Linked DNA regions of Homo sapiens: regions 1, 2, 3 and 5 are each linked to region 4. The links are chromatin loops, found by intact Hi-C in ENCODE. Cell type or tissue: CD4-positive, alpha-beta T cell. All regions are shown on one strand. Each heading gives the region's core, and the rest is flanking DNA. Links, peaks and the distances in the headings are about the cores only. Region 1 overlaps RPF2 (ribosome production factor 2 homolog). Region 2 holds the start of LOC124901375 (a long non-coding RNA gene). Region 3 overlaps FYN (FYN proto-oncogene, Src family tyrosine kinase). Region 4 has its middle 10 kb from the start of CCN6. Region 5 has its middle 57 kb from the start of CCN6.

What was found. Peaks named below come from ENCODE experiments on the same cell type or tissue, not always from the same donor. Only the 100,000 strongest peaks of a DNase experiment are listed, where the experiment ranks them.
Region 1: it touches region 4 in a loop (2.5-fold over the local background); 18 of 110 quality-filtered maps call a loop at or near these places.
Region 2: it touches region 4 in a loop (4-fold over the local background); 18 of 110 quality-filtered maps call a loop at or near these places.
Region 3: it touches region 4 in a loop (3-fold over the local background); 2 of 110 quality-filtered maps call a loop at or near these places.
Region 5: it touches region 4 in a loop (2.4-fold over the local background); 56 of 110 quality-filtered maps call a loop at or near these places.

What each region holds. Positions count from the first base shown.
Region 1 is chr6:110,996,703-111,002,749 of GRCh38, reverse strand. It overlaps RPF2 (ribosome production factor 2 homolog), which reads right to left. Exons shown (of 10, transcript NM_032194.3): 5 at 5,486-5,567; 6 at 2,963-3,039. Among named protein-coding and RNA genes, the nearest start is that of RPF2, 18 kb to the right of the region's middle. In CD4-positive, alpha-beta T cell, for the core only: a CTCF peak has its summit at 2,865 (motif pointing right); a DNase peak (open chromatin) is centred at 2,899.
Region 2 is chr6:111,008,039-111,014,085 of GRCh38, reverse strand. It overlaps RPF2 (ribosome production factor 2 homolog), which reads right to left. Exons shown (of 10, transcript NM_032194.3): 7 at 5,949-6,047. LOC124901375 (a long non-coding RNA gene) reads right to left here and starts at 3,865. Exons shown (of 2, transcript XR_007059705.1): 1 at 3,823-3,865; 2 at 498-2,254. It also overlaps the pseudogene RNU6-906P. In CD4-positive, alpha-beta T cell, for the core only: a CTCF peak has its summit at 2,233 (motif pointing left); a DNase peak (open chromatin) is centred at 2,225.
Region 3 is chr6:111,756,861-111,762,907 of GRCh38, reverse strand. The region is part of intron 3 of FYN (FYN proto-oncogene, Src family tyrosine kinase); the gene reads left to right. Among named protein-coding and RNA genes, the nearest start is that of FYN, 110 kb to the left of the region's middle. In CD4-positive, alpha-beta T cell, for the core only: no CTCF peak of the experiment used is centred there; DNase peaks (open chromatin) are centred at 1,812, 2,877 and 3,787; H3K4me3 peaks cover 2,704 bases; H3K27ac peaks cover 4,000 bases.
Region 4 is chr6:112,040,762-112,046,808 of GRCh38, reverse strand. No RefSeq gene overlaps it. Among named protein-coding and RNA genes, the nearest start is that of CCN6, 10 kb to the left of the region's middle. RefSeq lists a silencer at 2,945-3,044. In CD4-positive, alpha-beta T cell, for the core only: CTCF peaks have their summits at 2,946 (motif pointing right) and 3,635 (motif pointing right); DNase peaks (open chromatin) are centred at 3,028 and 3,608; H3K4me3 peaks cover 1,058 bases; H3K27ac peaks cover 1,307 bases.
Region 5 is chr6:111,994,501-112,000,547 of GRCh38, reverse strand. No RefSeq gene overlaps it. Among named protein-coding and RNA genes, the nearest start is that of CCN6, 57 kb to the left of the region's middle. In CD4-positive, alpha-beta T cell, for the core only: CTCF peaks have their summits at 3,010 and 3,213; DNase peaks (open chromatin) are centred at 3,267 and 4,076; H3K4me3 peaks cover 374 bases.

The DNA of each region.
Region 1 (6,047 bases), core at 942-4,941, 1.0 Mb after region 4:
TGTAGGAATTGCCAATGTAAGCACATTCTCAATTAATAAAATTTATAGTTATATATGCACTCCATGAGTGAAAATGTAGTGTTCAATTTAAATGGTTCTTGTTAAGAATGAGACCTGGGCTGGGTGCAGTGGTTCATGCCTGTAATTCCAGTGGTTGGGGAGGCCAAGGCGGGAGGATCGCTTGAACTCAGGAGTTTGAGACTAGCCAGGGCAATATAGTGAGACCCCATTTCTTAAAAAAAAATGTGGCTGGGCATGGTGGCACACACCTGCAGTCCTAGCTACTCAGGAGACTGAGGCAGGATAGCCTGAGCCCAGGAATTCAAGGCTGCAGTGAGCGGTGATCCCACCACTGTACTCCAACCTGGGCAACAGAGTGAGACCTTGTCTCTAAAAAACAAAAAAAGAAATGAGACCTGACAAACAATAATGGTTTTGTGGTCCAGTTTACTTTTTTATTTTTATTTTTTTAGACAAAGTCTTGCTGTGTCACCCAGGCTGGAGTGCAGTGGCATGATCTCAGCTCACTGCAACCTCCACCTCCTGGGTTCAAGAGATTCTCATGCTTCAGCCTCCCAGGTAGCTGGGATTACAGGCGTGCACCACCATGCCTGGCTAATTTTTGTATTTTTAGTAGAGATGGGGCTTCACCATGTTGGCCAGGTTGGTCTCAAACTCCTGAGCTCAGGTGATCTGCCTTCCTTGGCCTCCCAAGCTACTGGGATTACAGGCGTGAGCCAGCACGCCTAGCCGGTTTACTTTATACATATATGAGACAATGTCTCACTACGTTGCCCAGGCTTGTCTCAAATTCCTGGCTTCAAGCAATCCTCCCGCCAGGGCCTCCCAAAGTGATGGGCTTACAGGCATGAGAGCCTGGACTGTGGTCTAGTTTAGAAGCTGCACAATGACTGAAGTATTTCATTGCTTTGGAAGTGAAATGGAAAGAGTAGAGGGACTGGAAGGTGCTCATCAGCCAGTGCTCCCTCCCACTAAGCTGGTGATAAGCTAGTGGCAGTGGTAAAGGTGAAATGGGGTTATGCTGGTCATCTCCAGAGATTCGTGCATGGTCCCAAAGAGACACTATAATAATGACAGCTGGGTACCCCAGCACTTTGGGAGGCTGAGGAGGAGGATCTCCTGAGCCCAGGAGTTTGAGACCAGTCTGGGCAACACTGTGAGAGCTTGTCTTTACAAAAAAAAAATTAGCCAGGTGAGGTGGCACACACCTATAGTCCCAGTTACCTGGGAGGCTGAGGTGGGAGGATTGCTTGAGCCCAGGAGGTCAAGGCTGCAGTGAGCTGAGATCGCGCCACTGCGCCCCAGCCTGGGTGACAGAGCAAGACCCTGTCTCGAAAGAAAAAAAAAAACAGAAAGAAAAATAATATGAGGGCTTCCACCATAATCAAGCATCACAGTTTATGTACTTTACAAAATACGTTACAAAATATTATCTTTACTGATAAGCATTTTCACATATATTATCTCATTTGATGTTGTTATACTTATTTTACATGTGATTGCAACTGAAGGTCAAGGAAGCCATTGACTTGTCAGGTCACAAATGTCATCTAAATAGCCAAGACAGGCCTCAAATCCAAGTGTTCTGCCTCTAAATCTAATTTCAGACCACTGTTCCACCTGTACCTGAGGAAACTGGGGTGACTGACTAAATAGGGATCTGGTAAGAACCTTTTTTTCCAAACTCACGGGATAAAGTTGCTTAGTACAGGAATTCTACCAAACCTGGAAAGCATGTCCTCCTCTTAAAGTCAGGAAAAGAGTAATTATACATTTTTGCTACAATACTTCCAACTAGACCATGAGCCTCAAAAACCCATAAACTGAGAGCAGTTATATAACCTTCTATTACCAACAACATCACTTCTCTCAAAGCCCTAGAGTCCTAATCTTGGTTATACTGACCATATGTGTGATTCTAGTTCACCAATGAAACCCCTATGGGCCTTCAATCTCCCAATCTATACAAAAAAGAAAATTACTTAGGCCTTACCCAGATTGCTATGAGGTCTAGGTGAAATAATGTATTTGATAAGATAGATTAAGCCTGAAGCAGAGTTCTGAGGGAACAGAAGCCCAATTTGTACCCAGGAGCTGAGTTAGAACACTCTTCCTGCCTTTCTAAGAGTATTTTTACTACCATTTACTACTTTCTATTTCATAATATCATTAAAACAAAGATGCAACTCCCCAAGGGTGAACTGACCTGCCATTTGGTGGTTAGTAACCAACATACTATAGAATCAGCCAGAGCTTCCTGGGTTCAATTTGAAAATTCTACAGGTTTTTCTAAGGTTCCATAAAATAGGTGCTGTGATAATTCAGAGGAAGAGGACAGTATTTAAACTATAGACCTACAGGTGCTTTGGCTCACACCATGGTCAGGAATTTGAGACCAGCCTAGGCAACATGGGAAACATGACAAAACCCTGTCTCTACAATAAAAATACAAAACAATTAGCTGGGCGTGCTGGCATGTGCCTGTAGTCCCAGCTACTTGGGGGTTGAGGTAGGAGAATTGCTTGAGCCCAGGAGGTCAAGGCTGAAGTAAGCCATGTTCATGCCACTGCTCTCCAGCCTGGGTGACAGAGTGAGACCCTGTCTCAAAAAAATAAAACAAAATAATAAAAAATAAATTCAAACTATGAAAAAAGCAAAAAATAAAAACAAAAAATAAAAAAACTATGGCCTAGACAAGAATTAGTAACCACAGTCTGAAGTCTAACAGCCACAAAGTCCACATATGTTGCTATTCACTACAAATATATTCCTCTTTTTAAAAGAAAGGTAAAATAAAATTGTATTTTTATCCTGGAGCATGTCAAAATAAAAACACAAAGTTCTTGATCTACAAAACTCTATCAGTACTCTTCACCACAAGATGTCACTACTGGTCAAGAGAAGCATTACAAAATACTTTTCATTTCTATGAGTATCTTACCTTAATGTCTTTTAGAGAGACAAAATTCTCAATACCTAATTCAATCATATCCAGCACATGGTAGTCATACATACGACCTGGAAGGAAAATGTATTTTTAAGCATGTATTTTTCCCAAAGAGCCACCTTACATATACCCACAAGAGCTGTGTATTCAAAATGTCCTAATATCTGCCTCTTTTTTCTCCCTATACCCCCGCAAACATATCCCACTTTCTTACATTTTCAACTCTACTTATTGATTTTTATGATATTAGTCATGGAAAGGATCTCAGATATTACTTAGCCCAACTCCTTTATTTTATAGAAGAATAAATGACAGCCTACAGAAGGTAAAGGGCTTGCCTAAGCCAGTGAGCATGCCAGGCTCAATCTCAATACACTGAGGTAAAGGTTCTTTTTCAAATCTATTTATTCAATAGATATTAGAGAAGGATTAATTTATGTGGGTCGATACATTTTTTTTTCTAATATTGATTTAGTACATATATATATTTCATATGAAAAAAATATCTACAACTTAGGATAATTTTCCCCCCCAATTCCAATGGATCCATGCTATTTGGGAGCTCAGAGACACTCAATGCAAGTATAAAGTAATTGTGCTGCATCTACAACTAAGTAGGCAGGGATGCTGAGAGCCCGAAGAGACCACGCTTCCCATTTAAACCAGAATTTGATTCCGACAGAGACAGAAGGAAAAGGCATTCTAAGAAACATGAATTACCAGGGAATCTTTTCATATTCTTTCTTACTTGTGGCACTTCACTGTATTGGTAGGGTCATATTTATATGCCCCATTCTTTACTTGCTGACCGACATAAATTTTTTTTTTTTTTTTTTTGAGATGAAGACTTGCTCTGTTACCCAGGCTGGAGTGCAATAGCATGATCTCGGCTCACTGCAACCTCTGCCTCCCTGGTTCAAACAATTCTCCTGTCTTAGCCTCCTGTGTAACTAGGATTACAGGTGTGTAATCTATTTCTTGGGAGCCTGCCTCTCCTTGGCACTGGCTGCAACCAATTATTATTTTAGAGAGACAGTTAAACAGCTGCCTGACTGTCACCTGATGGTCGCCTGACATTCCTGGTTGGGGTCGGGTGAGTGGGCAGCCTCTCCTGTCCTGTGCGTGTCTGCCTATCTACTGTAACAAGCTCTGTGACTCAGATTAACTGATGGTATTGAGGAATCAGGAGTAATCAATAAGCTGTAAACTAGTTTGGTGGGGTTTTTTGGTTTTGTTTTCACCTTGTGACATTGAATAAAAAATTTTTAGATCAGGCCGGGCACAGTGGCTCACGCCTGTAATTCCAGCCCTTTGGGAGGCCAAGGTGGGTGGATCAGCAGTAATCAGCAGCTAGTAATCAGCTGCTTCCCAATAAGATCTCAGGAGTTGGGTGGGTGGGCTCAAGCATGCACACTAGGAGGCAAAATGGCTGACTTCAACTGGTATATGAACTTGCTCTATGCTTCAAATGAGCATACGTACAACTCCAATAAACACACCGTGCATGTGGCCCCTCCCAGTGCTGGCAGGCCACTGCACAGGCAGACAGCTCATCCCAAGGAAAAATCAAGGTAGGAGGCTAGGCATGCTGGCTCACGCCTGTAATCCCAGCACTTCAGGAGGCCAAGGCGGGTGGATCACTTGAGGTCAGGAGTTCAAGACCAGCCTGGCCAACATGGTGAAACCCCGTCTCTACTAAAATTACAAAAATTAGCTGGGTGTGGTGGTGGGCACTTGTAGTCCCAGCTACTCGGGAGGCTGAGGCAGGAGAATTGCTTGAACTCGGGAGGCGGAGGTTGTAGTGAGCCGAGATTGGGCCATTGCACTCCAGTCTGGGTGATGGAGCAGACCAAGACTCCGTCTCAGGAAAAAAAAAAAAAAAGAAGAAAAGAAAAATCAAGGGAGAAGAGACACCAACCCCCCTGAAGCATACCAACACATATAAAGCCCCCAAGTCAAAGGTCAAACAGCACACATGAATCTCTCAAGTTGCCTGCTTGGCGCTCAAAGCGTACTTCACTTCCTTTTACTTCCTTTGTTCCTGCTCTATAACTTTTTTTTTCCTTGAGACAAGGTCTCACTCTGTCACCCAGGCTGGAGTACAGTGGCGCCATCTTGGCTCACTGCTACCTCCATGCCTCAGCCTCCTGAGTAGCTGGACTACAGGCACGCGCCACTACACCTGGCTAATTTTTGTATTTTTAGTAGAGATGGGGTTTCACCATGTTGGCCAGGCTGGTCTCGAACTCCTGGCCTCAAATGATCCACCCACCTCGCCACCCAAAGTGCTGGGATTACAGGCATGAACCACCATGCCAGGCCCCTGCTCTAAAACTTTTTAATAAACTTTCACTCCTGTTCAAATACTTCCCTCAGTCTCTTACTCTGCCTATGCCTCTTGGATGAATTATTTCCTCTGAAGAGGCAAGAACCAAGTTGCTGCAGACCCGTATGAATTCGCTGCTGCTAACAAATTGACTCTATCAGTGAAAACATTAAAAAGTAAATTATACTTACCTATTACTAGATTATTTGGCCGCTTCTTATTATGGGAGCCAAACATGAATAAAGAACAATCTGACTTCTTTGAAAAGAATTCCTATAAAACCAAATAAATCCCATTTAGTCCATGCATAAATTTAAGAACTTTAAGAATCTTACCTTTAAAAATCTTACCTTCAGGCCAGGCACGGTGGCTCACACCTGTAATCCCAGCACTTGGGACGCCGAGGCGAGTTGATTACTTGAGATCAGGAGTTTGAGACCAGCCTGGCCAACAAGGTAAGACCGTATCTCTACTAAAAATACAAAAGACAGCCAGGTGTGAAGGCACACGCCTGTAATCCCAGCTACCTTAGTGGCTGAGGCACGAGAATCGCTTGAACCCAGAAGGCAGAGGTTGCAGTGAGCTGAGAATGCGACACTGCACTCCAACCTGGGGAACAGAGTAAGACTCTGTCTAAAAAAAACAAAACAAAACGAAACAAAAAACTCTAACAGTTTTTTTCTTCCAGTGGAAGTTAATGAAGACTTAATGAACCAGAAAGAAAAATACAGAGGAAAGGTATTTCCAGCTTTT
Region 2 (6,047 bases), core at 726-4,725, 1.0 Mb after region 4:
CACATTTATACACCACCCTCCTCTACTCCCCCAAACAAGAAAAAAAAAAAACTAATGAACATTTTTAATTTAAAAAAAGTACATATACTACATATATTTATACATATATTATGTACGGATGGGGTCTCACTATGTTGCCCAGGCTGGTTTCGAACTCCTAGACTCAAGCACTCCTCCTGCCTTGGTCTCTCAAAGTGCTGGGATTACAGGTTTGAGCCACCACGCCTGGCCTGGGACATTTTTATAAAACAAGTTTGTACTTTTCAAGATATTTTAATCTAAATATCATAATAAAGAGCTTTCCCATGATTTTGCCAAAGCCTGACTCTCCTTCAGTGGCCAAGTTAATAAAGCTCACTCATTGGTGTGGCATTACTGAAGTCAGAGTACTTCTGGGAAACGAAATATGTACATTCCAGTCTGCTCTGAAACAACTTTCATAATGCAAAATTTTCAGGACATCTGTGCTTTGGGAGAAAACTTTAGGAACACAATAAGCACATGGAAAAGTACTCTTTATTAAGTCAAAATTTCTAAGACTATGAATATAAAAGGATTTTCAGTCTGTATCCAATAGTTCTAACCAGCCATCCTTTTATTACAACATTTTCTCTTAACTGCCAAACTGAAATTTCACTAAAGTTTGCAAATCATCAAGGTAACACAAACAAGTAATGAATGAAAACGGGAGGGCATAAATGGTAGTACTTAGTAACCGGAAAGCAAATATGTCTAACAGCATGATATTTTCTGGCTAGAACACAACAGAGTATTGTTTACACATGAATACCATTGGCAAGAATCCATTCACTTAATAAATTGTACCAGAGCACCTATTATGCAAAGTGATAAATGACATATAGCATTTTTCTATCAGGGGCCCTGCATTCTAGGTAGATATGAATACATACAAACAACTGCAATTTAAAGTAGCACATTAAAAGGAGAACAGTATAAACCATTCTGGAAGTTCTGAGGAGAGAAAGATCATTTCTAGTTGGGAAAGACGTCATGCAAGTGGTATATACACTGTTAGGATTTTGACCAAGAAGTATGATAAATAACTTTATGAACTTGATAACCTAAAGTATAATAATACTGTATAAATAAAAGCATGGCTGGGCACGGTGGCTCATGCCTGTAATCCCAGCACTTTGGGAGGCCAAGATGAGTGGATCACCTGAGGCCAGGAGCTTGAGACCAGCTTAGCGAACATGGCGAAACTCTGTCTCTACAAAAAATACAAAAATTATCCAGGCATGGTGGTGAATGCCTGTAATCCCAGCTACTCAGGAGGCTGGGGCAGAAGAATCGCTTGAACAGCTGATGCGGAGGTTGCAGTGAGCCAAGATTGCTCCATTGCACTCCAGCCTGGGTGACAGAGTGAGACTCCATTTCAAAAAATAAACAAATAAGAAATAAAAGCATGTACTTTGGAGAGACCTAAGTTCAAAACTTTAATATGCCACTTGGTAAATGCATGACCTTAGAAAAGCTACTCACCTGTCCAGGCCTCAGTTTTCTCAATTGTATAATGAAAATCAGAATTAAAAATTCCTCTACTCCAAATTTTTTTAAACAACCATATATATAATATGCTACCATTTAAGAAGGGAAGAATAGGCCACGCATGTTGGCTCACACCTCCAACTTTGGGAGGCTGAGGCTGGAGGGCTGCTTGAGCCTAGGACTCTGAGACCAGCCCAAGCAATGCAGCAAGACCTCATGTCTACAAGAAATAAAAAAAATTAGCTGGGCGTGGTGACGTGTACCTGTGGTCCCAGCTACTGAGGGGAATGAGGTAGGAGGATTGCTTGAGACCAGAAAGTTAAGGCTACAGCAGTGAGCCATGATCATGCCACTGCACTCCAGCCTGGGCAACAGAGTGAGACCCTGTCTCAAAAAAAGAAAAAAAAAAAAAAATGATGTAAACAAATTAAGAATGAACAAAATGGGTATCTTGCATGAAAAAAAGTTAACTTTTCTTTCTGGTCAATTAAGAAAAAAAAAAAAAAGGAACTTCCTAAATGAAAGCCCTTCATACATTTCTTGCTCCCTACTGATATTTCATTTGAACACACAACATAAACCAAAGAGCAGTTGTTTTACTTCATATTTATACTGAAAACTCAACTTCCCTTGGTGCCCTACAGTCTGAATCTGTTCCTCTTCTACCTTTCTGCTTCTGTCCAGATTCCTTTTTGGTTTTCACTCCCTTCCCCTCACCACTGCATTATGTGATCATTCCTGCCATCTAGTGGAAGCACAAAATAATGAGAAGGTGGGGCTTATTAAAATACAAAAAACATTTAAACAAATGCAAACAAAAGCTCTCTCTGTTATAACAAATTGTAAGTATCTGCCTCACTGACAATAAACAATTATATGGGAGACCTAGGGGAAAGAGAAAAAGGCAGAAAATCTAGGTCAATGGAGTACAAGTAATGGAAATCTTAGCTGAAAATCTGGCTGACATTTTGGCTGGAAAAATACCCTTGACCAGGCACGGTGGATCACACCTATAATCTCAGCACTTTTGGGAGGCCAGGGCAGGCAGATCACTTGAGGTCAGGAGTTCAAGACCAGCCTGGCTAACATGGTGAAACCCAGTCTTTACTAAAAATATAAAAAATTAGCCGGGTGTGGTGGCATGCACCTGTGGTCCCAGGTACTAAGGAGGCTAAGGAAGAGAATTGCTTGACCCTGGGAGGTGGAGGTTGCAGTGAGCTGAGATCATGCCAGGGCAACAGAGTGAGACTATGTCTCAAAAAAAAAAAGAAAGAAAGAAAGAAAGAAAGAAAGAAAGAAAAATACCCTTGATAATTTGGGATATATAATATTGAGAGAAGGAAATATTAGTCATTGTCTTTCATGTATGAATTTAATTCATGGAAAATATGGATAAGAACCTATAAAGATTCTAGAAGGGATCATGGGAATATGTTTACCACAGGCAAGATGGACAGTAGGGGAAGAAAAGCTCAGGCTTTGGAAGCGTTGGGTTTCAACTTGGCCTTACCTACTTAATAGCTCTCATTTAACTTCTCAGAGCCCCTGTTTGTTTTCCCATCTGTGAAATGGGAATGTCATCAAACTCAAGAACTTTTGTAAAGATTAAACAGATAATAGTGGTTCTTAGTTTCTTTTTTAAAAAGTAGCTATTACTAATACGGGAAATAAATTCTAAAAATTATAATCCCAAGAATGGGTGACGTGTTTTTTTTTCCCCTAAAAATTATAATCCTGACAATAAAGACCATAAATAATCCCAAAAAGGGAAAATGAAAGCAATGTATTTGTCACAGTTTTTTTGGTGGGCTCAGATTTGTAAAGCATGTGCATACAACGTAATTTTATACCCCATCAATTTTTCAAAAGTGATCTACAGCAAAGTATATAAAAATTTAAAACAAGGGTAACAAGAAGTGTAGCATAAGCTTGTAAGCATGGTGCAAGAAAAGCTCAAATGGAATAAAGTAGACAAGGCCACTGAGCATCAGATGGAGGCCTCGCGGCTGTCAACACTAAGGTGAAATAGGACCATAAAGGACTGCTGCTTTGAGAGTATCAGTGTACTGTGCAGGAAAAGCTGAATCTCTCAATCCCCATGAGGGAAAAGAAGCAAAAAATTCAGTAAGAAGATTTTCTTAAATTGGAGAGAGCTAGGTGTGGTGGCTCATGCCTGTAATCTCACCACTTTGGAAAGCTGAGGCAGGTGGATTGCTTGAGCTCAGGAGTTTGAGACCAGCCTGGGCAATACAGGGAGACCCATATCTCTACAAAAAATTAAAATAAAAATTAGCTGGGCATGGTGGTGTGAACCTGTAGTCCCAGCTGCTCAGGAGGTAGAGGACTGCTTGAGCCCAAGAGGTCAAGGCTGCAGTAAGACGTGATCACACCAGTACACTCCAGCCTGGGTGACAGAGCAAGATGCTGTCTAAAAAGAAAAAAAAAAAAGAAAAAAAAAAAAATTGAGGGACAGAGAGACAGACCCAAGACCCTTTAAATTAGTACCAATCTCTTGGAAAATTAAATTACTTTCCAGAGTTATAAAAGAGCTGGCAAATATAATTGCAGAATGCTAAGTACTAATAACCTTTTAAAAATCATGGAGGCTGGGTGTGGGGGCTCACACCTGTAATCCCAGCACTCTGAGGGCTGAAGTGGGAGGATTGCTTAAGCCCTGAAGTTCAAGACCAGCCTGGGCAACACAGTGAGACCCCATCTTACAAAAAATTTTAAAAATTAGCCAGGCATAGTGGCATGTGCCTATGGTCCCAGCTACTTAGGAGGCTGAGGTGGGAGGATCACTTGAGCCTGGGAGGTTGAGGCTGCAATGAGCCATGATTGAGCTACTGCACTCCAGCCTGGGCATCAGAACACGACTTGCCTCATAAAGGAGAAAAAAATAGAAAAGGATGTAGTCCTTATATTCATTACACAAATCATTTAGAACTAGCATAGTTTGCTAGGTGTGGGTTATCTGTAGAACAACCTCACAAGGTTCTTGTTAGAATGAAGCAGTGTATATGAAGTGCCTACTATATGCCTGGCACTTAGGATGATGATGGTAATAAAGTAAAAATGAGCCAGGGCCTGTCGCAGTGGCTCATGCCTGTAATCCCAGCATTTTGGGAGGCCAAGGAGGGTGGATCGCCTGAAGTCAGGAGTTCAAGACCAGCCTGGCCAACATAGCAAAACCCTGTCTCTACTAAAAATAAAAAAAAAATTAGGCCTGGCGCAGTGGCTCACACCTGCAATCCCAGCACTTTGGGAGGGCGAGGCGGGTGGATCACGAGGTCAGGAGATTGAGACCATCCTGGCTAACACAGTGAAACTCCATCTCTACTAAAAATACAAAAATAAGCTGGGCATGGTGGCAGGTGCCTGTAGTCCCAGCTACTCGGGAGGCTGAGGAAGGAGAACGGTGTGAACCCGGGAGGTGGAGCTTGCAGTGAGCCGAGATCGCGCCACTGCACTCTAGCTTGGGCGACAGAGCGAGACTCCGTCTCAAAAGAAATTAGTCAGCATGGTGACGGGCACCTGTAATCCCAGCTACTCGGGAGGCTTAGGCAGGAGAATCGCTTGAACCCGGGAGGTGGAGGTTGCAGTGGGCCGAGATCACACCATTGTGCTCCAGCCTGGGCAACAGAGCAAGACTCTATCTTTAAAAAAAAAAAAAAAAAAGGAGCCAGGAAGGTCACTGAGGGCTTCCCGGAAAAGAAACTTGATGATCTGACACTTAAATGAATAGTAGAAACTGGATAAATAAGAGCAATATCAGAATACACAATAGAAATGTGAATAATATATTGGCAATAAACCCTTTCTAATGGAAAAAAAGAAGGCAATAGGAGATCAAGAAGGCCAAGCTACATTGGTTATATATTGTGAAAGGCCTTGTATATTCAACTCAGAAAAACTAATTAAGGTTTTTGAGTTGGAAGTCGGTGATACAAACAATCTTGAAATTTTAATCCCTCAACTTTCTAAATTTAATTTTAAATGATGCTAGGAATGACAGGAGATGGGTGCAGGAATTTTATAAAACACTATACAAGTAATACCTAAGTTACTAACACATCCAGAAATAATCATCTACACAGTACAACAGCTGCTTTAACTCTCCCGAGATACTTAGGTGCTTTCCTGCTGCTGGTAAGGGAAAAAAAAAAGAGAAAGGTCCAAAAAAAGGAGGAAAAAGAAGTTGTGCTCGCTTCGGCAGCGCATATACTAAAACTGGAACCATACAGAGAAGATTAGCATGGTCCCTGCGCAAGGATGGCATGCAAATTTGTGAAGCACTCCATTATTTTAAGTATATAAATATTATTTTTAAAATAAGAGAAAAAAGAAGTTACAAACCTAAAGTAGCAAAGTGCCACCAGTGAGAGTCTGAGACTGTCTTCCTGAGCTACCCTGAAGATAATAAATACTAAAATACTTACCAATAAGAAGACTTTTTAGTCTTCTATAATCTTCTGTTACATCGAAATCATCGCCAGCAAATATCAGCATGGGTTTTGTTCCCTCAGGACATTTACTGT
Region 3 (6,047 bases), core at 849-4,848, 280 kb after region 4:
GGGAAGGAGATTCTCACCCGTGTCCAGCCATTTGAATGCGAGGACTTTTTTAGTTACCTGTGGTGGCAGGTGGCAGATATCACAAAAATTATGCAAGGACTTTTTTTTTTTTTAAGCTCATCACCTATCATTAGTATATTTTATGTGTGGCCCAAGGCAGTTCTTCCAGTGTGGCCCAGGGAAGACAAAAGGTTGGACACCCCTGCATGCAGACTTCCCCCACAAGAGACACAGCTTTGCAGGGCCATTTCAAAATACATCAGGGAAATATATGTTAGGGTAAAATACTTTGATTTCCTTTTAGGGCCTGTTATCTGTCATGTGATGTTATGCTAGTGTCAGGTTGGAGTTAGTATCATATTGCTATAAGAGTCTGTTCTGTCAGCCTTAGGGTCTCTGTTTTAATGTTCATGCCAGCCAGTTGTGCCTGAACTCCAAAGGGAGGAGGGTATAACAAGGCATATCTGACCCCCACCTTCCCTTCATGGCCTGAACTAGTTTTCCAGGTTTCTTTGGATCCCCATGGTCAAGAGGAGGGTCCACTTAGTCACTTGGGGGGCTTAGAATTTTATTATCGTTTACAATAAAATAGACATTACTTAGAGGTATAAGTAATGAGCATTAACTGGTGAGGTCTTAGGGAACTGAGAAAACCAGATGCAGAAGCAAAGCCTCTCCCAGGGTGGCCCCCAGCTGTGGCCAACAGCTCAGGAAGCTTCCTCACCGCTGCTGCTCGTGGAAAGCCAGAGCCAGATAAAATGAACAAGTTATTTTTTCCAGTTCAAGCCACTTAGATAGGATTCCATGATGATTTCTTTTTACCATTTACCCAAAGGAACATTTTGCATACACACAGCCTACGTGTTGAAGCTGTTCCTTCTCACGGAAGGGCATAACCAATTTCTTCACATAAAAAACATCGAGCCACCCACACTCCTCCATGATGTAATGCAGGTCCTGCTTTGACGGTGAGCTGACCAGGGATTGCTGAGCAGTCTCAGCATTGGGAATGATGATTGGATGCAGATAGCCTGTCCAGGGGATTCTCGAGAGCATTTTTTTTGCTAAAAGTACAAGGAGACCCTGGGCAAGCAGCTAGCAGCCCCCTTTCACAACCCTGCAGAGCGTCCTGGAGGTCCCAGCAGCCACTGTTCTTCCTCCTAAGCTTGCCTGCCATGGCAGCATCCACTCCACCCTTCAGTGCTTGAAGCCAAGTGGTTGTCGCCCCGGAAGGCTCTGCCCTTCTGGTTTTAGACTGCTGTGGAGGAGGGAGCCACTTGGAGATACAAAGCCCACCTCTCTAGAATCTTCCAGGGTCCCCACAAATTATAAAACTATGGTCACACCAGGAAACCAAGGCATTTTCAATAACAACCTTTCCTACTGATTTCCAGCTTCATCTTCCAGAATTCCAGTGCACTGCCATTCATACCATTCATTAACTGTTCTCCTTTCACTAGACCACGAGCAGGTATACAGCCACAAAGAGGAACCCATCTCATGAGTTAACTACTCCATCAGCTTCCTTCACCCTGAAATCTTTTGGCAGTACAGGCTAGAAGGAAGAACAGGCTTTGCAATCAGACCTGGGAATGAATCTCATCGGCATCATTACTGGCTGCAAGATTTTGGGAAAGTGGCTTAACTTCTTAGTCCAGCTCACAGGATTAATGTCAGGTTTGGACTCAGATAAAGAATGTGAAGGCTCCCTGCCTAGTCTCTGGCTTGTAACAAGTGCCACCAAGTGCTAGTGTCCTTTTTCTGTATTATGTATGTTGAGTTGTAGATATCTGCTGTCAGGCCCTGTCCCTGCCACTGGCTGGTGATGTGAACACATCTTGTGTCTTTGCATCTCTGCACCACAGTTTCATCATCTCACAATGAACTGCCTGCTCTCCAAGATGTGGAGTTTTTTAAATTATACAATTTGGTTGCACCTTAGGGGATCCCTCTGATTATGGAGGCACAGTAAGGTCCTGAGCATAGGTGGTCAGCAGTCCAGAAAGGGAGAAGGCCGAGGGCAGACTGGAGAATGGGACTGGTGAGATTCAGATAGGAAGAGCAGGGGAGAAATGGTCAAAGTGAGACTGGAATCAAAAGGTTGGCATTTCTAAAAACTATAATTGCACTTAAGAAGTTTTGCCAAAGGCGATTTAGTTACCCCACAGTGAGGAACATGGGTGCCTATGTCTCCAGTCACTTCCCCACAAGAAACCTAATTGCAGCCTGGGCTCCGTGCAACTCCCAGCTTGAGGGGAGGCCCATGGGCTTCTTTGTGTGAGGAGCGCGCTGCAGCATTCCTGCCCACACACGCCACTGCTGCCTTTCTCCTGAGAAGGAGTTCCGTTATTATTTCATGTGACCTCACAGCCAGGGGAGCTGGTTTGCCATTTTGCATAACACACATTAAATTTGTTTTTAGATGTGCTGTTGAGCCTTGCCTGTGGATCTTCTGTCCTCTTGTCGGTCCCTGCCTGCTGCAGCCATCCAGGCACTTAGGATGCCTATCTTTTTCTCTACAGCTGCGAGGAGCCCAGTAGTTGGGTTTCCTTAAATGCAAGCAGATGGAAGCGAGCAGGAGTGTGGAGGCAATTAGAGGATTTCCTCCTCCAAGCAGTGCGGGTTTGCTCTCTCTTTGGGTGTGTGGCTGTTCTTGCTCATTTTAATTTTCCATTTGGGTTTTGTCAGGCTGTCAGCTTTTTTTTCTGGCTGTATTATGCTGCTGGTTGCAGGAGCTTGCAAAATGGGGTGATTTGGTTGCTTATTGTTTGGAATCAAACTTTTCACAGTACGGTATGGGTGACGCATATCGTGATGATGATGACACTTCATATTTGTAAAATATTCTGCAACGTAAAGAATGTTTTCACATACGTCACTGTCTCATTTGGTCTGGACAGAGGCCCAGAAAAAAAAAAAAATGAAGGCTGTACTCAGTCTGCTAGAGTCAAAGTTTTGCCTTATCTTTTTACGCCATCTCTAGTCAAACCACAGCGGAGAGAATAATCGAATGAAAACTGAAGCTTTCTGCTTTATTCCTTTTCTCCTTCTCCTTTCAGTCAGGTAAATATTTTTCACTTTCTGAACACAGTGTTAGATTCTCTGGTGACAATTAAATAATCGTAGCAGATAATCGTTGCCGTCGGGGAGCTTTCAATGTAGGTGGGGAGACAAGACATACAACAGTGAGTTTACATAACAGTGCCTGGCACACAGAAGGCACTAAGGAACTAGGTGCTGAATGAGTGGGTGAGTAAATGAATGTGGAACATAGCCCACCAAAGTCCTGAAGGGCAAGAACCCCTAGGGGGGGAACCAAAAGATCCACAGTCCTTGATGAGAATGGGCACCGAGTGCCTGGGTGCCTGGGAGTGAGCAGGCGAGAGGACCCAGCACCGTTGTGGACAGCCTCCGTTCGGTTAGCACCACTGCACGAGGGCTGGAGTAGAGAGGAAGCCATTTGTTTATGAGCTGAGAAGAGTGAGCAGGAAAAATGCCATTCTTTGCTCTTAAGGATGAGACAAGCATAAAAAGAGAGGCAGACAGGCAGACCAGAAGGAAGAGATTGCTGACAAAATCATTGTCAGGAAAAGTGCCAGTGAAATCACTCCACCTTAAAAGATCTATGTTCTGGTTTTGAGAACCTACTATATTGTAGACCTGTGCCAGAAGCCAGAAGAAGGCAATGGGAAGAATCAAAGAGATTCTTGGCCCCAACCCTTACCAGACCCTGCCATGCACAGGAAACAGTTAAACAATGTGACTGTCTCACCTGCAAATGATCAAGTGTTGGGTATAAGCCAAGGAGCTGAGAGAGGGGGAGACCAGCGCAGGTCTGAGGAGCTGAGAAGGGAGGCTTACGTGAAGGGTAAGACTCGCATGGGCCTGGCCGGTGGACAAGATGTGGGAACTGCATGGACAGTTATGTGGAGGTGCATTCCATCCTGGCTGGAGAGTGTGTGAGGGGCAGTGGGAGATTGGTGGAAAAGATATAGGCCACTGGTGTGGAAGGCTGGGAAGCCACGCTTCAGATCGGAGAAAGTTGCTAATCAGAGAAGCGGCGTTCTGGAGGTGGTAAGTGGAGCTTTGTTCATGCCCAGAATTTTCATTCCTGTCCTGCCGTCCTAAATGCTGGGCTGCAGTCTGCACTGTCCCCCGCTGATGGTATGAGAGTAAGCCAAAGGAAGGAAACATCTTGTTGGGATGGCACTGAGCCATTTCAGTGTCTCCTGGGGGCACTGAGCCATGCCCCAGGGCAAATGCCCAGTGGAGAACAGGAGTTCAGGAGAAAAGGTCGTCCTCCAGTCTAACAATCAGCAGGACACTTGGCTTTTGTTGGGTATTTTCACTGCCATGAAACTATACTTGGTTTGTGAATGTTTTGGTGACCACCAAAAATGTATATGATGTGAATTCTAGGCATTTTCATTATGGTGGATTTTTTTAAATAACGTCCACATTAATATACACCCCTAGTGTAAAGTACTTAAAGATACAGAACAAAACAAAAGTCACCTATTAACCCATCACACAGAGATAGTCACGCACATCATTAGTATTTTGTTGAATGTCCTTTCCCGGTGCAAATTTAGGAATGTTTAAAACATGGTTTCAAATTGGACTTAATGTTTTATATCCTACTTTGTTTTAACTTAGCAGTGCACCGTGAATATTTTTTAGTCACTAAATTTATGTTGCAATATGATTTTAGTGCTATATACTATTCCATTATAGGTATGTACTATATTTAATCAAACAGAAAATCAGTCTACTATCTTTGCTTATTTTGATGTTTCCAGTGAGTTAGGCTTTTAACATATTTTTAAAAACAACATCAGAATCTAGTGTTTTCAGATAACCATGTTTTTATTGAGTGAGTTGTCCAGCAAGATCCACGTGAATATAGAACATTCTCTACCCTTTTATCTCATTTTTTTTGTCACTTCATTAAAAATGGTAATAAGTCAACCCCTCTGTGGAAAAAAGAAATCGTATGTGCCATAGTTTCCTTCTCTAAGACTGTTAAAAACATGAGCTGACCAGGCCCCCATGCCGATGGACATACCTGGATATACAGTAAGAGTACAGGGAACGCAATTGGATCAAGAAGTTCTTAGAATTTAAATGACATCCTGTGTTTTGTTGTAGTGAAATTTCAACAGAAGTAACTCTCCCTATTATCTTCATGTAAATGAAGAACCAAGCATTCAAGAGCTTTCTTAAGAGCTTTGCCTACCTCTTGACCAATGTCTCCCTTCATAGCATCCATCTCCTTCCTGATGTGGGATGCCATTTTGGAGGGCCACTTCCTGCTGACTTTATTGTAAGCTGTGTAGAAGAGAAGGTATCAGCCATATTTTTCCTTTTAGGCAGAGTTTGATTTGCAGAGGCCTGGACTTCCTGCTTATGTGTCTTTCCAGTGAATAAGTGTGATTCACCACAGTTCAAAGTAACCCCATCTACAACGCCTCATTTTTTTAAGTGAAATTTTTCCATGGGAATAGAATAGAGAGGAATCCTGTAGGTCTTCCATGAAATTATACTCCCTGCCTCTCAGAGTTTTACAATATAATTAGGTTACTTGTTTGTCTTAAATTTTTTTATTATCCTGTGCTTATCTGGTTGAGGTGCCTGTTGAAGAGCAGGAGATGAAGGTCAAGAAATATAAGCACAGTGCTCAATTTTTTAAAATAACTTTGTCTTACTGTTGCTCGTGGATAGAAATAAAATTTTTCATATTAAACTAATACTTAGCCGTTTGCTGAAACCTCTTATCAATTCTAATAATTTATCTGTATTCTCTTAGTTTTTCTGTGTAACAGACATACCATCTATAAATAATTACAAGTTTTTGTTCTTTTTCAATCTTTTATCTTTTATATATTTATTTTTTCTTTTCCTACCACTCTGGCTAGGACCTGCAGGAAATAGCACAGGGGATAGGAAGTAGGGATAGCGGGGATAGGAAGTAGGGATAGCACAGATCCTTAGCTTGTTACTGATTTTAAAGGGAAGGCTGTTAGCATTTCACCATTGAGTATGGTGCT
Region 4 (6,047 bases), core at 1,277-5,276:
ATCTAAACATATCTAAACATAGAAGAGGTACAGTAAAGAGATCATATAAAAGATTAAAAATGATCCACCTATATAAGACATTTGCCGTGAATGGAGCTTGCAGGACAGGAAGTCGCTCTGGGTGAGTGAGTGGTGAGTGAATGGGAAGGCCTAGGACATTATTACTGTGCACTACTGTAGACTTGATGAACAAATAGATTTAGTGTAGCCTATTTTTTCTTTGATAATAAATTAACCTTAGCTTACTGTACCTTTTTTACTTTATAGACTTTTTATCCTTTTTTTAACTTTTTGATTTTTTTTTTGAGACAGTCTCACTCTGTCCCCCAGGCTGGAGTGCAGTGGCACAATCTTAGATCACTTCAACCTCCACCTCCTGGGTTCAAGCTATTCTCCTGCCTCAGCCTCCCAAGTAGCTGGGACTACAGGCACCTGCCACCACACCTGGCTAATTTCTGTATTTTTAGTAGAGACAGGGTTTCACCATGTTGGCCAGGCTGGTATCAAACTCCTGACTTCAAATATCCACCCACCTTGGCCTCCCAAAGTGCTGGGATTACAGGCATGAGCCACCGTGCCTGGCCAACTTTTTGACTCTTTTATAACACAGCTTAAAACACATTGTACTGCTATACACAAATAATTTATTTGTATCCTTATTCTGTATGCTTTTTTTCTAATGTTTTTTCTTACTTTTAAAACTTTTCTTAGTAAAAACTAAGACACAAACATCCACATTAGCCTAGGCCTACACAGGGTCAGGATCATAATATCACTGTCTTTCACCTCAACGTCCTGTCCCACTGGAAGGTCTTCAGGGGCAAAAACATGCATGGAGCTGTCATCTCCTATGATAACAATGCCTTCTGAAGGACCTGCCTGTCCTGTGTTATAGCTAACTTTTTTTAATAAGTAGAAGGATTACACTCAAAAATAATGATAAAAATATAGTATAGTAAATATATAAACCAGTAATGTAGTATTTATTATCATTCTCAAGTATTATGTACTGTACATAATTGTATGTGCTATACTTTTATATGACTGGCAGTGCAGTTGGTTTGTTTATACCAGCATCACCACAAACATATAATGCATTGCACTGTGATGTTGGAATGGCTACGATGGCACTAGGTGATTGGAGTTTTTCAGCTACACTATAACCTTATGAGACCACTTTTGTATATGAGGACTGTCATTTACTAAAACGTCATTGTGTGACATGTGACTGTATTGCACATCTCACTTACCTTTTTTTCTATATGTCTTTCTGTTAAAAGCATCCCATTTTTTTTTTACAAAGCACTAGCCTCACGATCCCAACGTGACTCTAGTCACATGTGCATGAGAGAGTAGGTTTGTTTTCTCTTCTTCCTCCACTAACGTGTATACAAGCCTTGTTAATCAACACCTGTGCATTCTCTGAGGGGCTGTTCTGTGCGTGCTAAGGTGCTGCCAATGCCCCCCACCATGGATGGAGGGACAAAGAGGTGCCAGGCTCTGCTTGGTCCCCTGTCCAACTTTTAATAAACCAGGTCCAAAAATGAGCAACCTCTGACCACCACAAAATGCTCTGCCCAGCCATCTGCGTGGGGCTTGGGTCAGAGTCTCCTTGAAAATAAACAGGTGTCCTCATTCCAAGGGCCTTTAAAAAAGTCAGGCTGTGGCCCAAGGAAAACAAGGCCAAATATCTCAGAGGTTTATAATTCATTTTGTCACTTGGCCTTGTTAGTCTGGTTTGCAGGGGGAGCTCTGTGTGGGAAACAGGGCTGAGTTAATCAGAGGCAGACACCGAGGCCGACCACATGCAAAGGAGAAGCAAGAGAAGAGGAGGACAGAAAAATTTCCAGTATTTCCAAATGTGGGTGAAGCTAATCTTTCAGAGAAGGAAAAGTATGCATAATGTGGTGTGTCATTCCTGATTTGTAAAATGCTTGCACATGTGAATCATAATTCAATTAGATGGGGACAGTGACAGGCATCCTGGACTTGGAGTCAAAAGACCCTCATTCACCTTCAAGCTCTGCTACTTTTCTGAGCTCACTCACCTTAGACAATTTCCTTCAGGCCTCCCTGCCTCCAAGCTTCCTACCTCCCCCAGTCCAGCCTCAACATTGCCATTTGATCTCTTTTTCTTAAACACAAATTAGATCATGTCACTCTCCCGCTCAAAACCCTTTTTCACTCCCCCTGGAATAGAACCCAGCTCCTGGGAAGCACAGTAGAAGGCCTTCCACGATGAAGCAACCTCACCCCTGCACTATCCTTGCCTCACCTGCCAGCTCAGGTAGCACAGACCTGCTGTACTGCGAGTCCCCCAGCCTCTTGCTTTTGCTTATGCGATTCTACCAGGACAACCCTGCCCACTGCTTTATCTGATAAGCAGTTTGCACAAGCGACTTCTCCCCTGAGAACGCTTCCTAACCAGCACCCACAGCAAAGCTCCTCAAGCAATTAGCGTGCCACCCTGCCCTTGTAAAGCCCATACTGCAATCATCTGTTTATATGCACGGTTGCAAGATTTTGCTTATAAAAATAATGATAATAATAGATGCCCAGTTAACTGCTTTAGCATATATGGGACACACACACACACAAATTCCGTGTTAACCTGAAATTCAAATTTAACTGGGCATATGTTCATATGGCTTGTCCCTACTAGACTGGGTCACTGAAAATAGAGACTGAGACATCTTCATAGCCTTGGTACCCACAACATGACTGACTTACAGCAGGGGCTTGGGAAATACTTACTTTAGAGTTTTTAGCCTTAAAGTTACTAATCTTACAGGAAAATGAATAAACACTCCACTCACTTTTTATTTGCCTTCTTCAGTGAGATCTACATTAAGTGAGATCTAGGTTTTGCAGAAGGCTAAAGGTCACCCTTCTGCAAAATCTAGATTGCAGTTTCCAGACTGTCCGGCTCCAACCTGCCATGAGCCCCTGCGGACGCTAGATGGCGGAATGGGTTAAGGGACTAGCCCTGCTCTGGGGTCCGGGCGCCCCTATATAAAAGCAGGCGCTTCCTCTGCCGCAGAGCCCTGCATTATTGATTGTGACGCTGCCGCAGAGGTGGGAGGAGCCCGCCGCCATCTCGCCAAGTCTGCAGTATCGGGAACATGGCTTTAGGATCCTTTTCTCTCTCTGCAAAAAGTCCCTCGATAGCTGGAAAGAGAGAGCTCTCTGTGGCCCACATGATTGTTTTCATTCATAGGAAGATCAGACCTTCCCATAGTCAGAATCATTTTTATTTCACATTGTCATTCTGAATAGCGGCACCAAAGAATAGCAGCTGTACTTTCTGAAAGCCACTGATTTGAATCGGCACCTATCGTAAAATATTACCGCGTCACTGAAAGGCAAAATAGTCGGGGGCGGTGGGGGAAATTCATCATCTCTTTAGGTTTCTCAGTTACAAAACATTCTTATAAAAATAGATGAAAGTACTACGGACGTAAAATAGTTTCATGATATTTAAAACCACGGCCGTATTTTCAACCAGCATTCATTGGAACCGGAATCTGTATCTTGGAACTGAAAAGCGCTGATCTGAAACTAAACCGTGGGTGGGGCCCTGACGCCGTCCCCTCCGTGGCACCCTTCCCTCCGGGCCAGCAGAGGGCGCTCAACGGGCAGTCAAAGGGGCTCTCGCAGGAGTCCTGCCTATACAAACATTTTATTTTAGCAGGGAACTGAGTTGTCTATTTACTCACCAGTGTTTTTATTTAGCCAATGCCTTTCTTTGAATATAGATGTGCTGATTAGAGTGCTGTATTGTTCCCTCTCTTTATGAGCCACACATATAATGCATCCTCCATGTTGTCTCATTTGAGTTTCCTTTGTGAAATGAGAATTTAGAGACAGTGTAAAACATCTTGACTAAAGAATCTTAGATTCTGTACTCATAACCATCAAATATAATTCAACAACACATTTAAAGCAGCTTTTCCTGTTGAATCTTTCCCAAGCATTTTGCTTTTTCTTTCCATTGGAAATATCTTTCTTCATGTATCTGTGTATCATCAGTTTTAGTAATATTTGCTCAAATTAATATTTGCTCAAATTGTGTCGTTATCGGGATACAATTAAGTGGAATGAACAGATTAGGAAAGAGGCAAACAACACACTGGGCCTACTAAAGAGGAGCCTCCTCTCCTACCAGCTGTGAGCTCTCAGTGAGCTCAGGGTGTGTTCGTATGTTCCACGAAAGAAACTAAGAGTTAATTAATCTGTCCTGGTACGCGGAGGTCAATCAAGACAGTTTCCACCTGAATTCAGAAAGGTTACATCATTGTTTAAAAGAAATACACACACACACACACACACACACACACACACACACACACCACTTTTCCAAATCCACATGTAATGTAATTGAATCAACTGCTAAATCAAATGCTGTCTTAAGACTTGACAGAACAAAACTGAGCTCACGCTTACACACACTAGGACTGTTAATTGATGAGGCTCATCCACAAAAGACTCTCCAAAGTGAATCTCGTGTCACAGTTTCAGAGTGTGGAAAGCAACTCTTCAGTCCTGGATGATGGCTTTCAGAATGCCATCTGTGTCCTGTGCATGCCAGGCACACAGACACTGCCCTTACCTGCCCCTCAGGTTTTATGTCCAAAGTTAGTATGTCCACCTTCAGTAAGCAAGAATATCAGTTCTTAAACTCAGGTTCACAATAAATATATTTTTAGAATCCCTTAAATCAAGTCGCATGTAACTCCAAGTCCCCCTTTTATTGAGCTGTTGGACAGCTGAATCATAATCATTATTGGGCACCTCCTCCATCCTGGTTTGGGTCAGGGTTCCAGGTCCCTGCAGCCCACAGGCAATGGTTCCTTCAGGTTTGACAATCCTGCTATTTCAGTACCAGCCTTGGGTCATGAGAACATTGGTGCACTGGAAGATGCTGCATCTAGGGACCAATCTCCCTGGCTGGAGTCGCTGCTAGGGATATCTTGGCACCTCCCCAGCCCAGCACACTGCCAAGGAGAGGTGAGCAGCTCCCATTCTCACAGGACCTCTGACCAGTCTTGGGGGAGGAGAATCTCTTCCAGCCACCTAGCTGCTCCAAAAATGTGCCACTTCCTCCTCCCACTCTAGGAATTTACTGTAAACGGTAGTATCAGCTGTAAACCCTTTCAAACAAGATGGTGCCACCATCCCCACCCCCATTCCCAATAAAACTAAGGAGCTGCAGAAACTAAATGTGTGGATTGGCACTGCATGGGAAAAAGTTCTGTTCTAATGGGACAACGTAATGCTAAAGATTCAAAGCCACTTTGATCAAAAACATTCTGTCTTTTCTGGACAGTTACAAAAAGAGGAAAGATGGAAACTTTCCCACCATGGAGAACATGGGAGCTCTGTTTTGGGGCTCTTGAAGCATTTCCATGTATAAACACTTTGTTTTGTTAGCCAGCATTTTCGGTTCATGCATTCCTTCAGTCCCACCTCTAATTAAGCAAAGGCATTAAATTTTTAGTATCAGTAATAAATATCCCTTCCACCCCCCAAAAATGTTTATTACAATTATATGTTTTTTCTGCTACTGAAAAGGAATAACTTAAGTTTATGTGATGTAAATGTTGGCTTTGAGAAAATGAATAGGGAAGTGAGTCAGGAAGCAATCAACAGGAAGCATAATGGTGGGAAAGAAAGCTGGGACTCACAACCCCTGAGATCTGGAGGGTGAATGCAGGTCACCGGGCCACTTCCTTTAGGGAGCTCATTATTTCAGAGACAGCACACCATTGTTGGAACCCTGTGTAGCAGCACTGTCTAGCAGAACTTTCAGCAATTATGGAAATATTCTATAATATAGAACTATAATGTGCTGTTGAGCATTTAAAATATGGTCAGTGTGAATGAGGAACTACATTTTTTATTTTATTTAATTTTAATTAATTTAAGTTTAAATAGTCATAAGTGGCTAGTAGCTGCCATGTTGATAGCATAACTCTGAAGTCTTTTTTCTTTTTTAATCCATAATTTATCCCTCACATATTTCCATAAATGTTTTTGTAAGCTAAGAC
Region 5 (6,047 bases), core at 1,110-5,109, 46 kb after region 4:
CTCTTCCCAGTGCCTTCAACATGAAACTAAAAGTCCCTGACCTCTCTCTTCCACCTTGCTTCCCATTCTTCTCCCTCATGCACTCTAGGACCCATCTGAACTCAGCTCTGACTCTTCCCCTCACCAGGCCTGGTTGTCTTGCTTCTGGGGTGTTCTGTTCATGCCATTCCCCCTATCCGAAAGGCCTTCCTCCCCTGGGATCTGCTTGTCCAAATACCACCTGATTTTCAAGGCCCATCTCAAATATTCCCTGTTCCCTGAAGTCTTCTCTAATCCAAGTGAAAGTATTTTTCCCTCTTTTACATTCTCATAAACCCTAACTTTAGACTAATTATTTTCTGCCTTAAATTATAATTCCTGAACATGGTTTTCTTCTCAGCCTAGATTACAAACTCCCTGAGGGAAAAATAGGAAACTTTATACCACACCTTCCCTAGGTATTTAGCATTGTGTTTTGCAATAAATACATATTTCCTTAATTAATACATTCTGAAGGAAGAACCCGTAGGACTTGGTGTTTACTGGGGAAAAAAACATAAATAGAGGAATAAAAAGAACTTGAAAGTTTTGAAGTTTAGCTGAGCAGAAGGGAAATCATGACACTGGTAGGGATAGTGACTCCGATGGGTAAAGCAATTTGGGAGTTTAGGTGACAGTAAGGCATCTCAAAGGAAACGGCCACCAGGCAGCTAGAAATATGAGACTAGCAGGGAGCATAGATGTGAGACATACAGCTCTGAGAATCCATATGATCCCCAATGAATAAAGTGGAGAAAGAGAAAAGTATGTGTTAAGAACCTGAGCCTTGAAAAATAAGAGTATGGAAAACAAAGAAACCACAACATAAGAGCTAGAGAAAAGAACTAAGATTGTGAAGAGGACAGCATTTCCAGAAAGAGATGTCAACAATGTTAAATATAGACACTCACTGAACTGATGTTTACTGAGCACCTACTAGGTGCCTGGTTCTTTTGGATGTACTGGAAATAGAATGGCCAGGAAAGTCCTCACCATGGAGTTGACATTGAAGAAGAATGCTGGACACGACGGAGCAGGCCATGCAAATATCTGGAGAACATGTGTTCCAGGCAAGGGACAGCATGTTAGCTTCCTATGGTTTCCATGGCTGGATATAGTGTGAATCTCTGGCTTTTGATGGTCAACTCTAAGGGCGGCTCCTGCAGTGCTCTCTGTAACTTATTGGCTTTCACACATGGATGAGGGATTAGGTCTTTGTGATTTTCTATGCTCAGGGGCCCTATATGGGAACCACGTTGGTATTTACGGGTTTTTTTTTTTAATGGTGAGTTTATGGCTGGATCCTTGAGGACTACTTTGGACACTGTCTGATTCTTCTCTGCTTCTTCAGCACTGATTGTAGTAAACGGTGCTCAATATGTGTTCAACCATTGTGGACCATTTTTAAATGGACTATCAAAGGGAGACAAAACTGGACACTAAAGTGGAAAGGGCCTATTTTAAACATTAATAACAATTGCAATAGAGAAAAGAGTCCAGTGTGAACTGAACTCATCCTTGATTTGCAGATGTGGCTGGATATTTCAAAATGGGATTGAGGGAGTAGAGGCTCAGTAGAGTCAGAGAAGTGAAAAATTACAAAAAGTGAGAAGGAGGTGTTGATCCACGTGAAACCCACCTGGATTTGCTAATTGGCACTTATTGAAATTAGATTCCTACCCTACTACAGAGATTGGGTGACTGGGACCCTGTCTTTAGGTGTTGGCAGGAACAAACAGTAAATTCTTTTAGTAGCCTTGAGTTCTCTCAGGCAGGTGCTTTATGGGGGCTAGGGTCATCTGAGGGGTGCAGCTTTGAGTTTTTTGATACTTTGTTAGTGTTTGTTCAAGTGTTTATAGATCAAGGTCGAGCCCCAGTAGAGAAGAGGGCTCAGGGGAGTCTGCTAGTTTGGTCAAGAAGAGAATCTTTGTGGGGACAATGGTTGTTGCTAAAAGAAACTAGGACAAGTCTAATAGAAATTGTATAAAGGGTATTCACATGTAATATACTTCTTGCTTCTGATGTGTACATTTTCATAACTCTGAAAATGTCTCTGTAAGTTTGTGTATTGATAGGGCACGTGGATTAGGCCCTGAGAGTTAAGGCCCTTTAAGCAAATGCTTGGGTCCTTGATCTAATACTACTGGGAGGAGGAAGCACAGGTGAAATTGAGAAAGCCCCAAGCACCATTATGTGCTCATAGCTTAAAACACAACAGCAAAACATGGAGCATTTCTATGTTGAAGCTTGGTTAAAAGGCAACGGCAGGCCAAACCCAGTTATTACAGCAAATATGTACTGCAAATCTATCTGCCTTCAATTGGTTGAAGTTACAGGAAAATATATTCCCTCATTCCCTAACCCCCCAAACCCCTTGCAAAACACATCCCACAAATTCCCATCCCCAACAGCAAAGTCATGGGCCATGAACTGCGATGTTAGCCTTTCTCTAAAGAATCTGCTCCTGGCTCCTGACAGAGTTTGGAAGTCATCCTCTGGCCCCATTCTTCGCTGGGAATGAGCGCCATCAGCCTGTGCACACACTTGGCCTGCACATCACCCTGGAGACTCAGAACCTGGCTTCAGAAGAGTGGGAGGGGCAGAAGACGGAAGCAGAAAGCAGGGGCGAGGGCAAGAACCCCCTGGAGCTGATTGCTGCTCTGTGAACGCACCAAGGTCAGGGGAAGGAAATCTTCAATAGTCGACAGCCTCAGGTAGAAATGGAGAGCTGGCCACCTCTAGGGAGCGGCTGTCAGTGAAGAAGGGTGAGCGGGAACCCCTGACCTCCTCACAGCGCCCGGAGACATTGCTCTTCTCTCCTACTCTCCTGTCCGCTATTTCAACCACACACACACACACACACACACACCCTGCAGTAAAAGAGTTGATGCTTTCCTATGGGAACTCTCTGGTTGAAATCCTAAAGGCAAGTGAAAGGGCTTTTTAAAACCAATCCCAATGATCCGTTTGAGGGAAAAGAAATAAGGCAATGTTTGGAATAGCATCTCCAGCACTGATGGGAGTAAGTGGTACCAATGAAGTGAAATCCTCAGCTGTCAGTCCTGGGCTTCTCTACCAGGGGAAACAATGAGAAATGTTTTTTGTTACCTCGCCTTTGTTCGTTGGAAATTTGATCAGAATTCCCATGTCTGCTATTTTCCTTCTGTACGCTTAACCAAATGCAAAGTCTCAGGCTCACGCTAGAGGTCGCTGTTGATCACATCCGAACCTCACCTCCCAACGCAGGCAGGAGAGGCAGGCTCACCGCCGCACGTCTTCACTGCAGTGGGAACAGCCTGCAGGCTTTGGTGGCAGGAAGATCAGTTTGGCCACACCCGGTTCAGGTACAGCGCATCGGCCTGCGAGGACGTTGCTTTTTATTTCACAGACAAAAGTATAAAACGAGGATAAAGCAGATAATTAAAGGTGCTTCAAATTAATTTGAATTTTTTTAAGTACTGCATAATTTATGACGTTTCAACACTTCCCTTCCCCTCCCTGTCTGACCCCCCAACCATATCACTTCTTCCCCCACTTCCATTAAGCAGTTTGAGGAGTGTACAATATGAAGGACTTGAATAAAAGCCCAGGCTTAAATATGGACCATACCTGCAGTTAGCCGCTATCACTGACACCACTGGGCTTGTATCCTTCCCAGCTGGTTCTACGCCCAGAATATAAAACAGCTAAGAAATAAAATGACAAGACAACAGGGCCGATAACATTGTAAGCAATTACAGCCTCTCTTGATGCTGAGAATCCTAAAGACGCCACCCAAAAAGCAGTATTCTAATCGAAGGCCATTATTAATGAACCAGATCTCTGCTTGGCTGACTCCTATTCTTCCTCTCCTAATTATATTCATCTGCTCCTTCTTTGGTCCTAACTTTGGAAATTGCTTTCAGCACAGACCAATCCCAAAGGCGAGCTGGAAGCCAGAGCTGAAATAAAAGTCGGCGGTATTATCATTTTGAGGCAAGTCACGAAGTATTTATTGTTTGCTGCATTTCCACTTCTGCCCTTGACTCTAGACCCAAAGTAGAATTGCAGTGGTGATGCAGTGACATCATACACGCAGACACCGGTGCAAAGCAGTGTCTCATTCAACATTAAGATTGTGGCACTGACGGCAAGGCTTAGAAAAATTCCCAAAAGATAGGGTCCAGAGCACTGGTGTCAACTAAAAAAGGTTTATTGGTAAAGAGTGTGGCTTTGACAACCCCCGACATGGGAAGAGAGCAGAGGCTGCAACAGCCTAGCAGGGGCCAGGATGCAGCCACGACCGTGGCTTCTGTGAGGAGGCTTATTACATGAAAGCAGCCGAGAACTTATTACGAGAGGCAGCCTACACTTGGGTCCCAGGCGGAGGTGCTGTCACTGAGTAGGATGAGAGGAAAGGAACCTCTAACAGTGTTATAGCAGGAGGGACATGGCATAGGTGTAGTTTAGAGGGAAGGAATCTGACTGTACATATTTATTTATTTATTTATTTAGAAGGAGTCTCTCTCTCTTGCCCAGGGTGGAGGGCAGTGGTGCGATCTCAGCTCACTGCAACCTTTGCCTCCCAGGTGCAAACTTTGCCTCCCAGATTCAACCTGGGAGGTACAACCTCAGCCTCCCAAGTAGCTGGGATTACAGGCACCCACCACCGTGCCTGGCCTAACTTTTGTATTTTTAATAGAGGGGTGTTTCACCATGTTGCCCAGGCTGGTCTTGAATTGCCGACCTCAGGTGATCCACCTGCCCCAGCCTCCCAAAGTGCTGGGATTACCGGCGTGACCCACTGTGCCCAGCCCACCTTTTTAATATTGTGGTAAAATATACTGCTATGTTCTGAATGTTTGTGCTTCCCCCAGATTCATATGTTGAAACCTGATCCTCCAATGTGATGGCATTAATTTGGGGAGGTGACTCAGTCATGAGGGCAGAGCCTTCATGAATGGGATTAGTGCCCATATAAAAGAAGCCAGAGGGAGCTTGTTGTCCTTCTGCCATGTGAGGACACATAAAAGGCATTGTTTATGAGGAATAGGCCCTCATCAGACACCAGATCTGTAGGTGCCTTGATCCTGGACTTCCCAGCCCCTAGAACTGAGGCTGTTCTGAGAGCAATAAATTTCTATCATTTATAAAATGCCCATTCTAAGGTATTTTGTTATAGCAGCCCAAACTAAGACATATATATATATATATACACACACACATATATATATTATAAAATTTACTATTTTCATCATTTTTAAGTGTACAATTCAGTGGCATTAAGTAGATTCACAATGTTGTGCAACCATCACCACCACCCATCTTCAGAACTTTTTTATTATCCCAGACTGGAACTCTGTAGCCGTTAAGCACTAATTCCCCATTTTCCCCTCTTCTCACTTCTTGGCAACCACCAGTCTGCTTTCTGTCTCTGTGAGTTTGACTATTCTACGTACCTCATAAAAGCGGAGTCATACAATATTTGTCCTTCGGTGTCTGATTTATTTCACTTAGCATCATGTTTTCAAGGTTCATTCATGTTGTGGCATGTCAGAACTTCATTCCTTCTTAAGGCTGAGTGATAGCCCATTGTCTGTATATACTACATTTTGTTTATCCATTCATCTGTCAGTGGCCATTTAGGTTGTTTCCACGTTTTGCATAGTGTGAATAATGCTGCTGTACATACTGGTGTGCAAGTATTTGAGTTCCCGATTTCAGTTCTTTGGGGTATATGCCTAGGAGTGGAATTGCTGGATCGATAGGGTAATTCTGTGTTTCACTTGTTGAGGAACTACCCAACTGTCTTCCACAGTAGCCACATCATTTTACGTTCCCATCAGCAAAGCACAAACGTCCCAATTTCTCCACGTCCTTGACCACACTTGTTATTCTCCTTTTGTGTGTGTGTGATAATAGCATTTTAATGGATATGATATGGCATCTCATTGTGGGTTTGATTTGCATTTCCCTAATGACTAGAGATATTGAACATCTTTTCATGTGCTTGTTGGCTATTTGCATATTTTCTTTGGAGAAAATACCCA